Linked DNA regions of Homo sapiens: region 1 is linked to region 2. Evidence: chromatin loops called from intact Hi-C (ENCODE). Cell type or tissue: PC-9. All regions are shown on one strand. Each heading gives the region's core, and the rest is flanking DNA. Links, peaks and the distances in the headings are about the cores only.

Region 1 (10,412 bases), core at 1,507-6,506, 150 kb before region 2:
CAGAACCCATGTGACTTACCTGTGGCTCTCCGAGAGCTGTCTTCGTCACAGGACACCTGCCAAAGCCTCCGCCCACCTTTCAAGAAAAGCGATGTGTTTTCTAGTTATACACATATAGCAGGATATTGAACTGGGCTTTTTCTGTTGGCCCCAGATGATAACGAAGCCCCGAAGCTGAGAATGCAATGCAGTAAACAGGCTGTATTCTGAACCTGGAGAGCTGCCCACGGACCATCAGCTACCACACTTGAAGGGAATTCCTAGACCTGCCATTCTCCCAGAACCCAAATGTTGCATAGATGGGCTGGTTCTTTATTGATCTCGTTTTCTCTTCTTCCTGGGCAAAAAGCTCAATGACATCTCTCTGCCCCCTCAACGACAAGCTGCGGCTCAATGCTTAGACTAACATGCCAATGGAATGTAGGTGGGGATCCTGTCCCTCTCACTGGCTGGATTCAAGCTGATGGACAGGGTGACCTTGGAAATAGGCTGTGAAGGCAGCAGGTTCATGCAATGAGGAGGCCTGGGCCCCCAAGTTACTGGCTGGAGGAAGACTTCCAACTGCTCAGGAGCACACACTGTGGACATCCCCTGAAAGGGAAAGAAGCACCAGCTCTGGCCAGGCACGATGGCTCATGCCTGTAATCCCAGCACTTAGCGAGGCTGAAGTGGGTGGATCACTTGAGGCCAGGAGTTCGAGACCAGCCTGGCCAACATGGAGAAACCCTGTCTCTACTAAAAATACAAAAATTAGCCAGATATGGTGGCAGGTGCCTGTAATCCCACCTACTCGGGAGGCTGAGGCAGGAGAATCACCTGAACCTTGGAGGCGGACATTGCAGTGAGCCGAGATCACGCCACTGCACTTCAGCCTGGGTGACAGAGTGAGACTCCGTCTCAAAAAAAAAAAAAAATTTCAGAAACCAAAACCCCCCAAAAAACACCAGGTGTGAGTCCTTACGTGCAGAAGATGGGACTGTGGGAGTGATCTGTCCGGGGGCTACCATGGAGGCTTGGTGGTAAGTACTGTTTTCTCCTTCATAGGAGAAAGCTAGGGGAGAGTGGGCTTTGAGAACTTCATGTAGGTTGAAGGCACCTCTGAGATGGGGACAAGTGCATTCTGGTCATGTCTGGTTGGCCAGTGGACTCCCCACCTGCCTTCATCCCATGAACCATGGGTTAAGGGACTCAGAGGGAGAGGAGGTTTCTCATTCAAGGGGAGCCAGCATCAACCCCTTTAGTTTCCTTTTCCAGAATCTATGGAAGCTGGATCCCCACCCTCCAGTTGCCTGCTGCCCCAGGAAGGTGGATGAGACAGGGAACCACGGTGTTGTGGGATCCCCATGGTGGGGAGCACACAAGAATTCATGCATCAGAGCACTGCGGTGTGACCACCACCAGCCAGGGCCAGCCAGGAGAGGAGGCCAGGTGAAATCATGGACCAGAGCCACCTGGGAGGGCCCAGGTGGGAGCCGACATCTTCTCATGCTCAGCGGTGGATGGGAAAGTGGGAGAGGCCACCACCCTGCCAGGGCCCTCTCCCTGCGCCCTCTCTGAGCCATCCCAACACGTGAATAAACACAGCCTGGTGAGGCAAACAGTTTCGTTGAGTCCAGAGGGGCCCTTTCCCGCTCCTCCAAGCCGCAAGAGCCACAGAGAACTCTGGCCACAAGTCTTGAATTGTGTTTGAGCTGAACATTCTTTAGAAATAGACAGGGCTTAGTCTTAAACACCAAGAGGCTGTTCTAAAGACGAAAATGAAAAGAAAACCAGCTGGGCGCGGTGGCTCACCCCTGTAATCCCAGCACTTTGGGAGGCCGAGGCGGGCGGATCACGAGGTCAGGAGATCGAGACCATCCTGGCTAACACGGTGAAACCCTGTCTCTACTAAAAAATACAAAAAAAATTAGCTGGGCGTGGTGGCGGGCGCCTGTAGTCCCAGCTACTGGGGAGGCTGAGGCAGGAGAATGGCTGGAACCCGGGAGGTGGAGCTTGCAGTGAGCAGAGATCACGCCACTGCACTCCAGCCTGGGAGACAGAGCGAGACTCCTTTTCAACAAAAAAAAAAAAAAAAAAAAAAAAAAAGAAAATGAGAAGAAAACCTTGGAATCTGGCCAAGATGTCATTAAGGGACCTCCTACCTAGCAGGAAAGAGAGCTTCAACAGATCCCATATGGATTGGAGTTGGCAAGAAATAAAATTGCGTCTATTTATAGTCTCAACAAGTTGAGGTTCCTCAATAAACTCGTTACACATAATTCACTTAAATTATGAAAATCACAAACAACAAAGCTATTAAATAGGAAAAGAAGAGAAGACACTGGTGCCGTCAGTGCTGAGGGAGCTTTTAGGGCATGGAGAGTGGAGTGTGAGAGCGAAGTACCCTTAGCATGCCAGCTACCCCGAGCCATCTAGAAGAAACTTTTGTATCTGAATGAGAAAAACAACTCAAATAATGCACTGCACTCCAGCCTGGGTGACAAGGGCAAGACTCTGTCTCAAACAGAAAAAAGAAAAAAAGAATTGTATCTTGTGTGGAAAGCGTGTAGATGATAAGAATGTACAGCTCTTGTCCCACTTTATTTCTCCATTTACTGGAGGCATTTATGGAAGGTACATTATAGGTCTTTGTGGGAAGAAACAGAAAGAAATCACAGAAGCAATTAAGAGAGCTCAAATAATGGGATTTATGCCAGTTACATACAAGGATCTGCATATCTCAAGGACCCTAAAGTTTGTAATATCAGATGTTGGGAATAAATTCTATCACGTTACCACCAATAAACTTATTTTACAGTTAAAAAAAATTCAGATGGGGTCTTGCTGTGTTGCCCAGGTTGATCTCAAACTCCTGGCCTTAAGCAATCCTCACACCCAGGCCTCCCGAAGTGCTGGGATTACAGGTGTGAGCCATCACGCCCAGCCTCAAATTTCATTTATTTTCTTTCTTTTTTTTTTGAGACGGAGTTTTGCTCTTGTCGCCCAAGCTAGAGTGCAATGGTGCGATCTCGGCTCACTGCAACCTCTACCTCCCGGGTTCAAGTGATTCTCCTGCCTCAGCCTCCCAAGTAGCTGGGATTACAGGTGCAAACCATCATGCTTGGCTAATTTCTGTATTTTTAGTAGAGATGGGGTTTCACCATTTTGGCCAGGCTGGTCTCAAATTCCTGACCTCAGATGATTCACCCACCTCGGCCTCTCAAAGTGCCGGGATTACAGGCATAAGCCACTGCGCCTGGCCCTCAAGTTTCTTAAGATGAAAACTATCTTTTGTTTCTATTCCCCAGAAGCTATGGATCTTTGTGGGCCTTGGGAGGATTTCCTGCCCTTCCCCCAGTGGCCTGGAGCTCTTGTTTTATATAAGTGAAGGGTCTGGGAAAAGGTGTTGTTTTTCATGTTTGTGCATCAAAGAAGTGGCAGCTTTTGATGCTGTCCTGCCTGTCTCCAATATTCCCAGTGAGCACTCAGAGGAGGGAAAGAGTTTGTAGGGGACTGAGATGACCTCCGCTAGGGTCTGGATTCCCACTTATTCCAGAGGGTCACAGTATCCCATATTCAGCCCATAGGAATTTGTTACTATTTTAGCCATTTGCTCCTTTTCTGTCTTTCCAGCAGCCCTATGTTTTCTCATGCTCTGCTAACAGCGCCACAATTCATGTGCCTTGTCTTATCTCTCCTCGATGGGGCTGGGCACTATTTGGAATTTACTTCCTTGTAATCTTAGCTCTCTCATGGGCTCAAGAAAAATTCCAGTTTTGTACCTTTACTCACCGTTAGGTTAGGAGTGGTGTTCTTTTGTGGCTTTCTACATGCTAAGCCTCAGCTGACTTTTTAAAAACAATTAAGAGGCTGGGCACGGTGGCTCACGCCTGTAATCCCAGCACTTTGGGAGGCCAAGGCAGGTGCATCACTTGAGGTCAGGAGTTTGAGACCAGCCTGGCCAACGTGGTGAAACCCCGTCTCTACTAAAAATACAAAATATTAGTTGAGTGTGGTGGTGGGTGCCTGTAATCCCAGCTACTTGGGAGGCTGAGGCAGGAGGATCCCTTGAACCCAGAAGGTGGAGGTTGCAGTCAGCTGAGATCACACCACTGCACTCCAGCCTGGGTGACAGAGAGAGACTCTCTCAAAAAAAAAAAAAAAAAAAAAAAGGCCAGTCGCGGTGGCTCATGCCTGTAATCCTAGCACTTTGGGAGGCCGAGACAGGTGGATCACGAGGTCAGGAGTTTGAGACCATCCTGACTAACACGGTGAAACCCCGTCTCTACTAAAAATACAAAAAATTAGCCGGGCGTGGTGGTGGGTGCCTGTAGTCCCAGCTACTCGGGAGGCTGAGGCAGGAGAATGGCGTGAACCCTGGAGGCGGAGTTTGCAGTGAGCCGAGATCGCGCCACTGCACTCCAGCCTGGGCGGGACTCTGTCTCAAGAAAAAAAAAAAAAAAGCAATACAGTATAACAACTATTTACATAGCATTGACATGGCATCAGGTATTATAAGTAATCTAGAGATGATTTAAAGTATACTGGAGGGTGTGTGTCAGTTATATGCAAATACTGCACCATTAAGTAAGGGACCTGAGCATCTTCAGATTCTGTGGGGGTGGAGGTGTGTCCTGGAACCAACCCTGCAGATACCAAGGGAAGATCGCACTGCATGTAAATACACATGCTCCGTTGAAGGTTGTACACACTCATGTGGCTGTGCAACTGCAGGGTCACTGTGGAGAGGAAGTGCTCTCTGACATTTGTCTCCTTCCAGTTTCAACCCTGTTCCACAATCAAGTTTTGTATTTTCCTTCAAACAGGTCTTATACATCTCTTGTTATAGCTACTTAGTTTAATTTTATCACATTTACCTTGACAGTCTCTATCTGACTCGTGCTGGGTTTTGTCCTTTTTTCCTGTGACTCTACTTCTCAATTATTCATGATCTAGCTAGATAAACATGTCCTTGGCAGATAAGAGTGTCTGTCTCTCCTGCTTGAGGAAGCTCACTCCCTCAACTTATTAAGTCTAATTGACTGGAATTTCTGGCACTGGGTACCAGAGATGGGAAATAGCATTTTTTTCCCAGATAAGCTACTTCTGCTTTAATCATTTGGGGAGGGAACAGAAACCTGTCCATTTCATGGAGATTTTCTAATTGATCAGCATAGAACCGTGCGTAGTTTCATCTCAGGCTTTGAGAATCCTCTCTGCATTGATCACACCCTCTTTCTTCTGCTTAATTTAATCTGTTTTCTTTTTTTTATTGATTAGATTTGTCAGAGACTAACTGTTGAACTTATTTATTTTTAAAGCATCAGCTGTTGGTTTAAAGTATTCTCTCAGTTTTCTTTCTTATTCATTAATTTCTCATTACAGTTTCACCATTTCTTCTTCCAATGCCAGCAGCTCCTAATAAGTGAGGAAGGAGCCACATTTTAATTTACACATTACAAAATACGCTTCTTAGATTGTCACCGGTGTCAGTAAGAAACCGTGTTCCACAGCAATGAAACCTGGGAAGTAATGGATTAAGTAAATTTCCCTGCTTCTTTTTTTTTTTTTTTTTCCTGAGAAATTTTCTCAGAATGTGAAAAGGGCCAATGTCCATTTAGGATGTCTAAGGAAATTTAGCTTAAGTTCCTCTTAAACTAGTTAATTAGAATATGCTTCTCTGTCTTCTTTTTTTTTTTTTTTTGAGACAGATTCTTGTGCTATTGCTCAGGCTGGAGTGCAGTGGCGTGATCTCGGCTCACTGCAAGCTCTGCCTCCCCAGTTCAGGCCATTCTGTTGGCTCAGCCTCCCAAGTACCTGGGACTACAGGCGCCACCATGCCCGGCTAATATTTTGTATTTTTAGTAGAGACGGGGTTTCACTGTGTTAGCCAGGATGGTCTCGAACTCCTGACCTTGTGATCCGCCCACCTCGGCCTCCCAAAGTGCTGGGATTACAGACATGAGCCACCCCGCCCAGCCGCTTCTCTGGTCTTCTTTTAGGCCTAAGATGCCTCAGAATTCATGCTGGGAAATGCATTCCACACGGTCGATTGTTACTTTTGATATGGCCAGTTTTCGCTCGTGTCTCTCTGTGTCTCTGTCTCTGTCTCTCTCTCCTTCTCTCTCTCTCTTTCCCCCAAACCTATCTGAGATCATCTTGGATCCATGTCTGCCACGTCCAGGTATCATCCAGATGTTTGAGAAACGTCTCTTCTAGCATAATGATGATGATGATGGTGATTATGGTGATAATGATGATGGTGATGATGGCGATGATGATAATGATGATGGTGATGATGGTGATGATGGTGATGTTGATGATGGTGATGATGGTGATGATGATGATGGTGATGGTGGTGATGATGGTGATGGTGATGATGGTGGTGATGACACTCCTGTATAGCCTCTGATGGTTTACAGAGTTTGTAATACGTAGGCTGCTCAAGTTACACAGTTCAAAGGAGGGGGTAATAACAGCACTTCACTCAAGAGGTTTATTGCAAATGCTCAGGAAGTGTTTGGCTCAGTGTGAAGTGCCCAGTGGGTTACATAGGAAGTGAATGACTGTGAGGGGTGGAGCCCAGATTCAAACCCAAGCAGTGTGGCTCCAAGATCATGCTTTCCTCATTTTTAGAACAGAATTGTAGCCTTCTACTCATTATCTTTCCTTAAATGGACCCTCATGCAAGTCTAACATGTGTGTGGCTGAGTAATCGTTAAAGCATTAATTAGCATTTTTTAATCATGTATTTTTTCTCCTATCTCTCAGGTGAGCACTGTGCAGTCAAGCTTCTTTTTTTTTCTTTTTCTTTTTTTTGAAATGAAGTCTAATTTTCTCACCCAGGCTGGAGTGCAGTGTCACGATCTCGGCTCACTGCAACCTCCGCCTCTCGGGTTCAAGGGATTCTCCTACCTCAACCTCCCAAGTAGCTAGGATTACAGGCACCCACCACCATGTCCAGCTAATTTTTGTGTTTTTAGTAGAGACGGGGTTTCACCATGTTGGCCAGGCTGGTCTCAAACTCCTGACCTCAGGCCATTCACCTGCCTCAGCTCCCCAAAGTGCTGGGATTAGAGGCGTGAGCCATGTAATCCCACTGAGTCTGGCTCAGTCAGGCTTCTCTAGTTACAGGTAGAAGGGAAGGGTGTGGTGGGCAAGAGGCAGAAAATTCCCAGGAACACTTTCTGGCTTTTGTTCAAAATCCAAGTTCAGAGAGAGAAGAGGCTTCCCCTGGTAGAAGAAGAGTGATTGGGAAGAAACAAGAAGGGAATTAGGAAACCCATACACTGGAAAGACATTCCCCAGGAGGGAAGGTGAGGACAGAACTGAGAGCAGAGGGGTCCTGAGCCCTGTCACCAGGCAGAGCTCCTGCAGGGGGTGGATTTCGCGAGACGCGCTTTGTGGCCCTTCAAGTGATGACGGGCTACAGAGTTCAGACCCACCATTTCTCTGAAGATAAGGAAACAGATGCACAGAAGATTTTAAGATCTTCCTAGAAACATCGAAGAGTGACGAGATAGTGAGTAAAATCCGAGAAGGAAATTCAGAAAGGTGAAGCCTGCATTTGGGGCGCCTTCTCCCCAGAGAGCATTAGCTGATCTGGAAGAGGAAAGTCAGAGGCCAGGCAGCACTTTTGACAGCCTCACAGGGTGACGGGGACAATCACTGGTGTCCAGAGCCTGCCAAGCAAGGCTGGGGGCCCTGGCAGACATCCCTGACCCCATATTTAGGGTTGGGTTCCAAAAGGGTGTATATTAAGTATAAAGAGTACATTGGAATAAAACCAGCTCTTTCATGTCCTATAGCTTAGCTTCCAGTAACCAGGGTAGTGCCAAAAATCTCAATCCCTGAAACTGGATTAAGGTAAATCTAGAATGCCCAAGCACCTGGAGAAGGAAAGAAAATTCTCTCTGGAAGAAGATAAAGTCATCTTGGCCTCAAATTATTATTATTATTTTGGAGACAGGGTCTCACTCTGTCACCCAGGCTGGAGAGCAGTGTTACTGCAGCCTCAACTCACTGCAGCCTTGACCTCCCAGGCTCAGTGATCCTTTCACCTCAGCCTCCCAAGTAGCTGAGACTACAAGCATGGGCCATCATGCCCGGATAATTTTGTAAATTCTTTGTAGCAACAGGGTTCTGCTGTGTTGCCCATGCTGGTCGTGAAGTCCTGGGCTCAAGAAATCCTCCTGATTCAGCTTCCCAAAGTGCTGGGATTATAGGTGTGAGCCATTGTACCCAGTAGATTATTTCTACAGAGAGTTTTTCAGACATAATGTCCATCACCGCACAATCAAAGACAACCAGCACAGAAGGAGGCAAGAGAGCAGGAATGAAAACCAAGACAACAATGGAAAGATCCACAGTTATCTCAGATGGTAGAACTATAAGACACAGTCTTGACAACATGATCACTATGTGTGCTCTTGGGGACAAAAGTGGAGCTTAAAAATGTAATCAAGGAACTAGAAACTAGAAAAAGTAACAAGCATATTGGAAGAACCAACCACAAATTTTAGAAGTAAAAAACCAATAACCAATATTAAGAATTCAATGGATGATTTTAATAGCTGAAGAGAGAACTGAAAATTTACCATTAAGAATGAAACTCTGCGCTGGGCACAGTGACTCATGCTTGTAATCCTAGCACTTTGGGAGGCCGAGGCGGATGGATCACCCGAGGTCAGGAGTTTGAGACTAGCCTGACCAACATGGCGAAACCGCCTCTCTACTAAAAATACAAAAATTAGTGGGACATGATGGCGCACGCCTGTAATCCCAGCTACTCGGGAGGTTGAGACAGGAGGATCACTTGAACCCAGAGGCAGAGGTTGCAGTGAGCCGAGGTCGTGCCACTGTACTCCAGCCTGGGCAATAGAGTGAGACTCTGTCTCAAAAAACAAAAAACAAAAAACACAGAATGAAACTCTAAGGGATAAGAGGATGGAAAACAGAAGGGTAATAGAAATATACAATATAGCGAGTATATGAATTTGTAATTGGAGAAGAAAAGGAGAGAGGGAATTGAGTGGAAGTAACATTTGAAGAAATAATAGCTGAGAATTTTCTAACTGATGGCAGATGTAAATCCATGGATTTCAAGAACTTAATGAACCCCAAACAAGACAAATAAGTAGAAATTCACACCTAGAAAAATCAAAACGAAGATTTAGAATAACAATGAGAAATCTTATATGCAGTCACGAGTGGAGAGCGGGGTGGGAGAGTTGAGTAGAAACAAATTGCAATCACCTCCAGTTTCATGGAGTAATAATGCAACTGACAGCTATTTTTTCCATGGCAGCAATAGAAACAAAAAAACAGAGAAATTATAGTTTTGGTACTATTAAAAAAAATGAGTGCCAACCTAAAGTTATATACCTAGAAAGATGAAGGTGAGAAAAATGAAGGTACACCAGGTAACAAGACCCTCCTCCCACATGGGATGCTGGAGAAGCTGAGTGAGAATCTAGACTTCCACCTCCATCTGGCAGTAATGAGACAGTACCACTCCCCTACTAGTGTAGTGTCATAGGCCGCCTGATAAATTAGATTTAAATAAGATCTGAAATCTCATAACATAATGCCCCAAATGACTGGAACACAATTGAAAATTATTTGTCATTCTGAGAAACAAGAAAATCTCAACTTGAAAAAGAAAAGACAATCAATGGATGCAAGCCCTGAAATGACACAGATGTGAAGTTATCTGACAAGGATTTTAAAGCATGTATCATAAGAAATTTTCAATAAGCTTGAAACAAATGAGAAAATAGAAAATCCTGGCAAAGATACAGAAGATATAAAGAAGAGTCAAATGGAAATTTTAGAACTAAAAAGTAATAACCAAAATTTAAAACCTCATTGAATGAGCTCAATGGAAGGGACTGAGGAATAACCACTGAATTTGAAAATAGAACAACAGAAATTACACAATTTGAACAATAGAGAGAAATTGACTTTTTAAAAAATGGACAGAGTCTCAAGGACCTGTGGGACCATTAACAAAAGAGCTAACATCCATATCATCAGAGTCTCAGGAGAGGAGAAAAAGTGTGGAGCTGAAAATGTATTCAAAGAAATATAGCTGAAAATTTCCCAAATTTGGCAAAAGACACAAACCTACAAATTCAATAACTTAAATGAATCTCAACTAAAATAAACCCAAAGAAATGCATGCCAAGACACATCATAGTCAAACTTCTGAAAAATAAAGACAAAGGAAAAAATCTCGAGGCCAGCAAGAGAGAAATGACACCTTACCTATAGAGGAAAATCACTAGATTTCTCATCAGAAACCATGCGGTCCAACATTTTTGGATTCTTGAAAGAAAGGATTCACAACCCATAATTTTATACCTAGCAAAAATATCCTTTAGAAGTGATGGGGCAATTAAGACATTCTCAAAGGAAAACAAATGAAAATAATT
Region 2 (10,412 bases), core at 1,734-6,733:
ATGACTGGTCTACAGAGCAGAGCCCTCACCCTAGTGCCCCAAGACAGAAGCTCTGAGAAGGAGCTTCCCCAGCAGTAGCACGAGCATCTGCATCAGGGTCCTCAGATTTCTGCCCAGCTTTGCCTCTCACGGGCTGTGTGACCTCTGGCCCATGGCACAACCTCTCTGAGAAGAGGGTAGCACCTGACCCTATTCCCTGCATGGATGCAAGGCATGAGCAGGTGTGGAGGGCGCTCAGTGAACTTCAGGGACTCCCGCACACACCAAAGATCCTGCCTGTCATCGTGTTTGTTATTATTATTACTGCATTACTCTGGGGCCCGCTGCAGGGTAGGCGGGGCTCTGTGCAAGTGAGGCTCATTGCTGGGTGCTCAGCTCCACCTGCCAATTGGCACCATCTAAATTCTCGCCGTCCCGGGCTGGGTTTCAGATGCCTGGCGGTAGGATGCAGTGAGCTGTGACAGCCGCCAGCTGCAGAGATGCCAAGCCCGGGTTAGACGCACAGCGCCGGGAAACAGGAGTGGATTCCGCCATTTCCCCAGATGAACCTGATGCCACAGAGCTGTGGGGAGGGGTTGAGCATCTGAGCTATGGTGGGGACCTCTCACTTCCCCTGGACAGAACCTCTGCCTCCTGTGAGCCAGCCTTGGGCTGAGGCCAGTCATCACTGTCCCCGATTTACAGAGGAGGACATGGGGCGGCAGGAGGTAGCCAGTCCATCTGGTCCAGGTCCCCAGCTGCTACGTGGGGTGCCAGGAGGCAAGCCCAGGACACAGCCACAAAGCCAGAACCAGGGCCCTCATTCACCAGCCCCTCCCCCTGCCTGAGAGCCACTGTTCCAGCCACACCTGTCTCCTCAGCTCCTTGCCTGGGAAACTGTGATATTGACTATTGACAGCACTGACAAATAGCACCTACCCCACCTTACGATGTAATGCGCATCACACGCTGAGAACAGAGCCCGGTGCTACCCGAGCGGGGCTTATCATCAGTGATCGCCTACAGATGAGGAAACTGAGGCCAGGAACAGCCTGCATCCCCGGGGTCTCTTGTGTTTCAGCTTTGGGAAGTGAAGTTGGTGCTCCCCAGTCCCCCAAGCCTCCTGGCTCCGTGTCACCTCGTAGCCGACGTCCTCCCAGTGTGCCTGGGCTGCTCGGTGGTCCCTGACCCAGGGGCATCTCCATGGGCCCTGAGCCCTAGGACTCGGGGGGACAGACAGGTCTGCACAGCAGCCTCTGGAGTCCAGGCATTTCCCTGGGAGCTCAGTCCCTTGTGAGACTCAGCTGCCCCCAGCACATAGCAGGGCCCCTGCAGCCAATCTTCTCCAAACTGATGGAGACGATGTCTTTTCTTTCCCACGTTGAATGCCCAACCATCGGGAGCTCAGACTTCATCCTGAAGGTACCCATGGAAGGTCTGTAAGCAGAGGAGTGGCGAGGTCAGGGGCTGTCCCCTCGAGGGACAGTGGAGGATGGGCTGTAAGGCTCTGCACCCCTTTAAAAAGGCAGTAGCATGAGTGGTTGCTGAGGACGTGGGTATTTCTATTGCTGCAAAATGTAACAAACTGCCACAAACTTGAACTCTTAAATCACCACCCACCTGCTGTTTCACAGTCCTGGAGGCCAGAAGTCTGCGTGGGCTCAGTGGGTTATCTGCTTAGGGTCTCACAAGGCTGACCTCAAGGTATCAGCAGGGCCGGGCCCTCGCCTGGAGGCTCCTGGGCTTATCTGGGGGTGTCAGCAGAATCCAGCTCCTTGTGGCTGTAGGACTGAGGTCCTGTGTCCTTGCTGGTGTTGGTTGGGGGCTCTTAGCTCCTCACTGCCTTGCCCTGAGACCCCTGCACCGCACTGCCTCATGCCTACCCCTCTCACCCGGGGTCTCTTGGGCCCCAGCTGCTGTCACCAGTCAGAGAAAATGCTCTGCTTTTAAAGGACTCATGTGACAAGGTCAGCTGAGCCAGATCATCTCCTCTTAAGGTTTGCTGATCAGTCACCTTTGTGACACCTGCAAAGTTCCTTTCACAGTGCAGTGTAGTTACAGGGAAACACTGGGGAGGGGGGTCATGGTGTGGCTTAGAGCTGGGCCTGCTGCATGCACTTTGTTTGCAGACAGAAGCCGCCTCTTGCCTCCTTGCCAGGCCTGGAAGAGAAACCTGTGTTTACACTTGTGACCAAGAGGCAGGTGGGCAGGCCAGAGAGGAGGAGCTGGGAGACTGTGGAACCCCCAGGGATGAGATGATGGCCTTTGGCAAACCCCACTGCTGGCATCTGTGCAGTGCATCTGGCCTGCGAGCTTCCCGGACCCCGGCACCCAGCTCACCACACCTTCCAAATCTGTGGGACCGCAGTCAGCCATGGCGATGATGCCTGCACACAGAGCAACTACTACGTACCCAGCCCCAAGCAGTCAAGACTCACAATACAGCAGCAGCCAAGATGCAGATTCAGCTCTGACCCCACAGCCAGCACCCCTAACCAGTGGGCAGCCCTTCCTCCCTGTGACCCATCCCTGTAGCCACAGGGAAGCCATGGCTTTGCTGTGACACGAGGCTCCTGTGGTCAGTTGGGAGAGCAGGAGCAGGGACAGGCAGCCAGCCAGCCTCACCCACTGGCAAAGGCACAAGGGCGGCAGTGAGCAAGCCAGCCTTACACCTCAGAGGAGGCCAGGGCTGGGAGGCAGAGGCCTGGCTGCTGGCTGGCTCCTCTTTCCCTCCCAGGATCCTGGGCTGAGTCTCCCCACCTCACGGCCTCCGCCTCCTCCCAGGTAGACAGGTGGAGTGAACACAATGCCCTCCAGGGCCCACCAAAGTGCTTCCTCCTGCCTGGAATTGATTGATAAATAAGGAAACAGAAGCTCAAAGAGGTGACAACTTGACCCCGCCCTGTCCACCCTACCCAAGGAGCAGAGCAGCCACCCAGTCCAGGGCACTGCCCAGCTTGGCCACACCCTTGCCGGAGGACTTTGAGGGGGCAGGGTGCATCGAAATCTCTCTGAGCCCTCGATTTTGAATTTAGGAAATGGGGGCTGGGGGATTGGACCCCTTGGAGGAGGAAGGGGCTGGGGGTGGTCCTTGGGAGGGTGGGGGGCTGCTCCGCAAGGAAGCGGGGGAAGGTGAGGGAACGTGTCGAGACCTGGGACCAGCTGGTCGCACCAAACCGGAGCCCCCTCACCCTGCCCGCCCCAGGGTCTTGGCCTCCAAGCACCACCCTCTCAGAAAGGAAAGAGGGTGCGATGCCTCCTGTCCCCGACTCCCGATTAAATGGCTGCAATTTTGATGTGGCAGGTGATCTTCTCGGGAAGCCTGGCTTTAAATTTAGCTCCCTCCCCAGCCAGCCCTTTGAAAAGGCTGCTCTCCACCAAGGGAGAGAGCATGAGTCATCGCCAGGCCGCCCTGTGAGCAGTCGCGTTTGCGGGGGAGCAGGCCTCCCGAAGTCAGAGAAATAGTAAATAGGGATGGAGGATGAAGCCACGACAGATGTGGGGTGTCGGGCTTGGCCTGGCACGCAGTAGGTGCCCAGAAATGGGGCAGGGGAATGTCTCCCAGGGTAGTCTGCATAGTCACCTGCACATGCCTCCTCCAGCGCAGCCGGGAGCAGAGACGCAGCAGTATTTGTTGAATGGTCCGTGGATGACAGCTTACATGCTTACATGCTCCGTCTCACTGGACTCACACAATAGCCCCCGAGCCTACGCCCTCACCTGCCTCGGCAGATGCCTGGAGGGCGGAAGGCTTAAGAGTGCTCCCCTGCCCCCAAAGATATCCGCATCCTAATCCCTGGAACCTGCCAGTGCTACCTTATACGGCAAGCAGGGAAAAAAGGACTTTGCAGAAGGGGTTGAGTGGAGGATTTTGAGATGGGGGTATTATTTGGGATGATCAGGGTGGGCCCTAATGCAATCACAGGCATCCTTATAAGAGGGAGGCAGAGGGAGCATCCGCCCCGAGGCTGTGGGAAGAGGAGTGCAGGGAGATCTGAAGATGCTGCCCTCCAAGGCCGGGTGATGCCGCCGCAAGCTGAGGGTACCACTAGAGGCTGGAAGGGGACAGGAGGCTCCTCCCCTGGAGCCTCCAGGAAGAGCGGCCCCGCGCACCCCTGGATTTTGGCCCAGGGATACCCATTTGATTTCAGACTCTGGAACTGTAAAGTGGGTGGTCATCTGGTTGGGGCAGCACAGGACACGAGTGCACAGAGAAGTGAACGGCCTTGGCCAAGGCCATACAGCTGGTGAGTGGCCAAACAGAGATCCAAACCCAAATCCATTCAGTTCCAAAGTCCACCCTTTTTCCTGCCGACCCCTCGGCCTCCTGGAAAAGCAGAAGGGATGTTGATGAGACCAAGTACCCACGAAGCGCCAAGCATTCATTTATTTTGGGTTAATCAACAGGACCATTGCCTGTTATGATCTTGTCTCTCATCTAATCCTCACATTGACCCTTTGAGGTCATTCCCATTATGCAAATGGGGAAACTGAGGCTCAGGGAGGCAAAGTAGTTTTGTCCAAGGTAGGCGAGCCCATGCCAGAGACAGAAGGTGAAGGTGCAGGGCCCTGGGAGCACTGCGGAGGGCAGCCCAGCCCAGCACATAGTGGGCCTGTCATGGGGTTATGAGGAGGCCATGGAGTGACCGCCCAGGACAGCCACCGTGCCTTGCAGGTTTGACATGGCTGGAGCTCCGGCACCTCACTGCAGAGGAGGCTGGGCAGGTGGGCTGGGCCACAGGCACAGGAAAAGGGGATGGAGTTTCATCCTGTAGGAGATGGAGTGACAGAGCCTTAACATTTGGGCCGTCACCAACCCGACAGTGAGCTTCTTTGGGGCAGGGACCTCTTCTGGTCTGTGGGTGTCCAGCACTACCTGGGACAGGCACAGAGCCCCACCCAGTGGCAGGTGAAGGGCGGAGGGAGGGAGGATGAGGGGGAGGGGCTCCACTAAATGATGACGCTTTCCACATGCCCTGAACACACCACACACACACACACATACACACACAGATACAAAGACACACACCACACAGACACACACACATCACACATACACACACAGACACAGACACACACAGCACACATACACACACCACACACAAACACTACACACACACCACACAGACACACAGAAACACACACCACACATACACAGATACACACACCGCACATACACACAGATATACAGACACACACCACACACACAGACACACACCACACACACACCATACATACACACACCACACACACAACGCATACACACAGAAACACACACCACACATACCATACACAGATACACCACACATACATACAGATACACAGACACAAACCACACATACACCACACTTACCACACATACACAGACACACATCACACATGCATGCACACACACACACCACCACACATACACGTGGAAACATGCACCGACACACTCACCATATGGAGATTCCAGACATGCGCACCCCAAAAAGGGAGATGCCTCATTCTACCACCCCCGCATGCCAACAGCCATCGCACACCCCAGCACACACAGCACACACCCCACTCATTCACACCATCCACTCACACCTCACACACACCATTCACTCACACCCTCACACACACTCACACACCACCACTCACATCTCACACAGACACAACCCACACCACTCACACCCTCACGCACACTCACATACACACTCACACACCCCCACCACACACACAAAACCACACACACCATTCACATCCTTACACACACATAGACACCACACACCACACACACTATTCACTCGCACCTCACACACATACATACACACTGGCACTCCCCACACCACACACACCCTCACACAAACCCACTCATATACACACACACGCCACATCCCCACACTACTTATACCCTCACATACAAACACACCACAGACCCCACATACAGCACACACACAGCACTCACACCTTCACACACATACACCACTCACACCCTCACACACACCCACTCATACACACACACACACCACATCCCCACACTGCTTACACCTTCACATACAAACACACCACAGGCCCCATACACAGCACTCACACCCTCACACACACACGCCACTCACACCCTCATACACCCCCCAAACACCACCACACACCATTCACTCACACCTTCACACACTCACACACACCACACACCCCACAAACCACCACACACCACTCAAACCCTCACACACATCACTCATACTCACACACACACAGCCTGAGACACACACATTGACACACATCACTCACATATACATATCACACTCGTATCTTCATATATACACACAACACACTCTGCTCACACTTTCATACACACACACATACACACACATTCACAAACACACCATACACAGCGCAGACCACACACCAACCATACCACATACACACAACGCACACATACAACACACACATTTATACTCATATACCACACATGACACACAACACACATAACATACATATATAACACACAACACACACTCTTATACACACGTACACACACAACACATACAACACACACACAGCACACACTTTCAACAGTCCTAGGTATACTCACAAACATACACATCTCACACATACCACACACACCACCACACACTATATATAACACACAGACACACCGTAAACATACATCACACACCTCATATACAGTACCACACAGACATATGACACACACAAGACACACACACCACTCACACACTCTCATATTCACACACATACCACACTCACAAAAAACACACAGCACTCACACACTCTCATATTCACACACATACCACACACACAAAACACACACCACTCATTCAGATTCTCTCATACACACATACATATTCACACATGTACCATACACCCCACACATTTAATACGCATACACAGAACACACATAGCACATGCACACACCAAACACCACATACAAATCACACATACAACACACACACACCACTCATACAACAAACACAACACACAACACACACATACACACACTATACACCACACACACAGACACCACACACACAACACACCCCATCCCAGCAACACAGGCGGCCTGCTGTGACACCCCTACACTTCCTCCCCTTGCTCAGCCCGCATCCCTCAACGCTGAGTGTCCCTGGCACTGAGAGCCTGAGACACGGTCCCTGCTAGGGCACAGATGACAGGCACCTCTCCAGCATAACAGCCAAAATCAGACGGGACAGTCTGGCAGGCACCTTCCAGCCCCGCCACCACCAGCACCGGGCACTTCTACCTGTTCCATGGCCTCTCTTGGCCTCAGTTTCCTCCGTCCCCCTCTTGGGATATTTGCCAGGCGCCAGGAGAAGTATCTCATGGGCCCAGTCTCATTTAGTCCTCGAGACACTCTATGCGGGAGGCAGTGCTGTGACCTCTTTAGGAAAGAGAACTGACGTTCAGGGAGCTTCTGTGCCGTGCCCAAGGCCACCTGGCCAATTAGGGACAAAGTGCCACCTTGCTACAAATCCCATGAGCCTTCCCACTGGGCAACACTGCCTGCCCCTGTGGCTGAGCAGGCACTGCCTCCCTGAACCCTCACTGTGACCCTGACCTCGCCCTGCTGGGGCATTCATGGGGTCCCTCTGCCCCTCCCATGAGCAGGGCCCACATCGGCTCCCTTGGAGGGAGATTGTGTCCTGCTTGGGCAGCTGCTCAAGCCAGGTCCACTGAAGACAGGAAGGGATGGACACCTGTGAGACAGGTGGGGAAACTGAGGCACTCCAACAGTGCAGGCTTCCTAGGGTGGGCGCCCCAGCACCATTCCCACTGTCCAGCTGGGTGCCTCGGGCATGAGGCTGAGCCTCCCTCTTATCTTTGAAAGGGGCCCAGGATGTGGCATCGGAAATGCCATCTGGATTCCCAGCCCCATCAGTGGGTCACGCGCAAGCTGTTGCCAGGCACCTCCCGCTGTCTTGGTTCCTCCTCAGTAAGGAGAGGGTGCAGCACTTGCCCTCGGTGCCTTCTCTTGATGTTTACTAAGGTACCTGTGAGGGGCCAAGGCTGGAGGACTGGGCCTGGACGTCAGGCAGACCTGGGCTTGAGCCCCGATTCTGCCCCTAGCTGGCTGTGTGGCTCAGAGCAGATGTCCTAACCTCTCTGAGTCCCAGCACCTCTGCTGTGAAGTGGGGAGGACGCTGCCCAGCACTGTGGTGAGGAACAAATAAAGCATAAAGAATACATCAAGTATAAAGGGCTCAGCCCAGTTTCTGGTGCGGTTCCATCAATGCTTAGAAAAATGAAATGAGGGCCACCATCTCAGGAGACCCAGGTGGGAGGATCTTGGGGCCAGTCCTCCAGGGGCTCCCTTCTCCCTCCTAAAATGCGGAATCGATAAAAGATCCTCATCTCCATTCTCTCTTGGGGCCCTCGAGGAGGCTGCAACCTTCTCCCCACGAGATCTCTTTACACCAGAGGTCTCCCGGCCAGGGACAGGGGAAGGTGGGGAAACGGGGGCTCACTGGCTTCGAGGCCACAGAAGGGCAAGCGCAGCCTTGTCCCGCAGGTGAGGGGCGAAATGGGGGGCAGACTGGAGCTGGGGGGCTGCCGGGTGGAGAGGGGAGAAGAAGCCGAAGAGGGGACCCCATGCAGTGGCCCAGGAGGGTCGGGAAGTGGGGCCTTTCCCACAGGAAACCCTGGCAGAGGAGCTTGTCTCATGTGAAGGGTTCTCGGCCCAAGCTGACCGTGACCCTGATCCTCCTGGCCAGGGTCTGGCTGGCAGGAATAACGTGGCTCCCAGACAAAGCAGGTGTATGTTCCATGGGGATGGGAGGACTGGGGAGTAGGAGACTGGGGTGGGAAGAGGAGAGGAAAAGGGAGTGGGGAGGAGGAGGAAGGAACAAAGGAGAGAGGAAGAACGCAGAGGAAGGAAGGAAGGAGGAAGGGAGGGAGGAAGGAAACGGGGCAGGAAAGCGGAAAGAGGGAAGGGAAAAGTAGAAGGAAGGAAAATGAGGAGGAAGGCGTGAAAGAACGGACGGAAAGGAAGTAAAAAGAGAGAAAGTGAGAAGCCACCGCAAACAGCAGGAGGGGAGAGAGAAAGAGCCAGAGGGGGAGAAAAGAGACCGCGAAAGAAAAAAAAAAAATGAGAGGAGGACGCAAGAGAGAGAGAGGGAGAGAGAGAGAGGAAGGGAGGAGAGAGGAAGGGAGAGAGAGGAGGGCGCAGGACGCGGCGGGCAGGGCGGCGGGAGCTCGGCGAGCCCGGGCGAGGGGGCAGCAGAGGGCGCGGCGCGGAGCGAGCGCCAAAGAGTGAAGTGGGCAGCGGCGGCGGCGGCGGCGGCGGCGGCGAGCGCGGGGCCCGGCGAGCATGAGCGCGGCGGCGGCGGCGGCGGGCGCGGCGCGGGGCTCGGGGCCGGCGGGCGGCCGGGCGGCGCGGGCCGCCGAGTAGCCGCGGGCGGCGACGGGGCATGCGGCCGGCCGCCGGACCCCCAGCCGGACCCCGAGCCGGACGCCGAGCCGGAGCTGCAGCCCCGGCCCCAGCCCCAGCCCCGGCCCCGGCCCCAGCTCCGCGCCGCGCCCGGCGCGCCTAGGAGCGGGCGCCTTCCGAGCGCCGATCAGGGAGCCCGGAGTCCCCGCGTCCCCGCAGCCCCCAGAACCCGGACAACTGTTGCGGCGGCGGCAGGGGCATCGCGGGGGCGTGGGCAGCCCCCGCACCCCAGCAGGCGGCTCCCGCGGGCGCCGGCTCCCGGCTACGAAGCGAGGAACGAGCGGGCGGCGGGCACGAGGTGAGCTGAGCCCCGGGGCGGGCAGGGCGGGGGCCGCGCGGGGGAGGGGCGCGCCTGGGCCGGGGTCCGAGAGCGGCGGGGAAAGGGGCCGGGGCGGAGCTCCTGGCGGAGGAGGGTCTGGGCGAGTGGGGGGCGGGGTCTGCGGCGCGGGGCTCCGGAGAAGGGGTGAAGGGTGGGCGCTTTGGGAGAGGCGGGTAAGGGGCATATGACGGGGGTCCGGGGCTCTTTAGAAAGGGGCTGGGGACGACCGGGGAAGGGTCCGGGGGCAGGAACCGTGCGGGACAGCCGGTGTTCGGCACTGGGGTCCGCGCCGGCGCTCACCAAGGTCGGGGTCGCTGAACCTTGGAGAGGAAGGGGCTGGGTTCCGAAGAGAGCAGTTCGGGGCGCACCGCGCCGGGACGCGGCGGCCGGGACCGGAATCCGCGTCCAAGGGGGGGACTGGCTTCCAAGAACAGAGTCGGGGAGCTCAGTGAGCTGGGAGCCCCGTGCGGGCTGCACGGGGACTGAGGGCCACGCTGCGGACCCAGAGGGGCCTGGGGGTCCCAGCTGGGCAGCGCAGGGGACGGGTAGAAGGACCCCTCCCAAGTGCGTGCCCCTGGGTCCTGGTCCGCCGCGCGGCCCCTGCGGAACCGCTGTCGCCTCCGGGGCCGAATCAACATTGATCCCGCGCCCGGGGCTGGGGTGGCCCGGCCCGGCGGCAGCCTCGGA

Evidence for each region. Hi-C counts contacts between places; a loop is a spot of excess contacts. Peaks named below come from ENCODE experiments on the same cell type or tissue, not always from the same donor. Only the 100,000 strongest peaks of a DNase experiment are listed, where the experiment ranks them.
Region 1: it touches region 2 in a loop (2.9-fold over the local background); 1 of 110 quality-filtered maps calls a loop at or near these places.

Annotation. Positions count from the first base shown.
Region 1 is chr22:44,475,830-44,486,241 of GRCh38, reverse strand. It overlaps the pseudogene MRPS18CP6. Among named protein-coding and RNA genes, the nearest start is that of RTL6, 17 kb to the left of the region's middle. In PC-9, for the core only: no CTCF peak of the experiment used is centred there; DNase peaks (open chromatin) are centred at 3,231 and 3,731; H3K27ac peaks cover 2,381 bases.
Region 2 is chr22:44,330,787-44,341,198 of GRCh38, reverse strand. It overlaps a transcript of SHISAL1 not described here. Among named protein-coding and RNA genes, the nearest start is that of SHISAL1, 23 kb to the right of the region's middle. RefSeq lists enhancers at 2,105-2,868, 2,869-3,632. In PC-9, for the core only: a CTCF peak has its summit at 4,844 (motif pointing left); DNase peaks (open chromatin) are centred at 2,758 and 3,358; H3K27ac peaks cover 363 bases.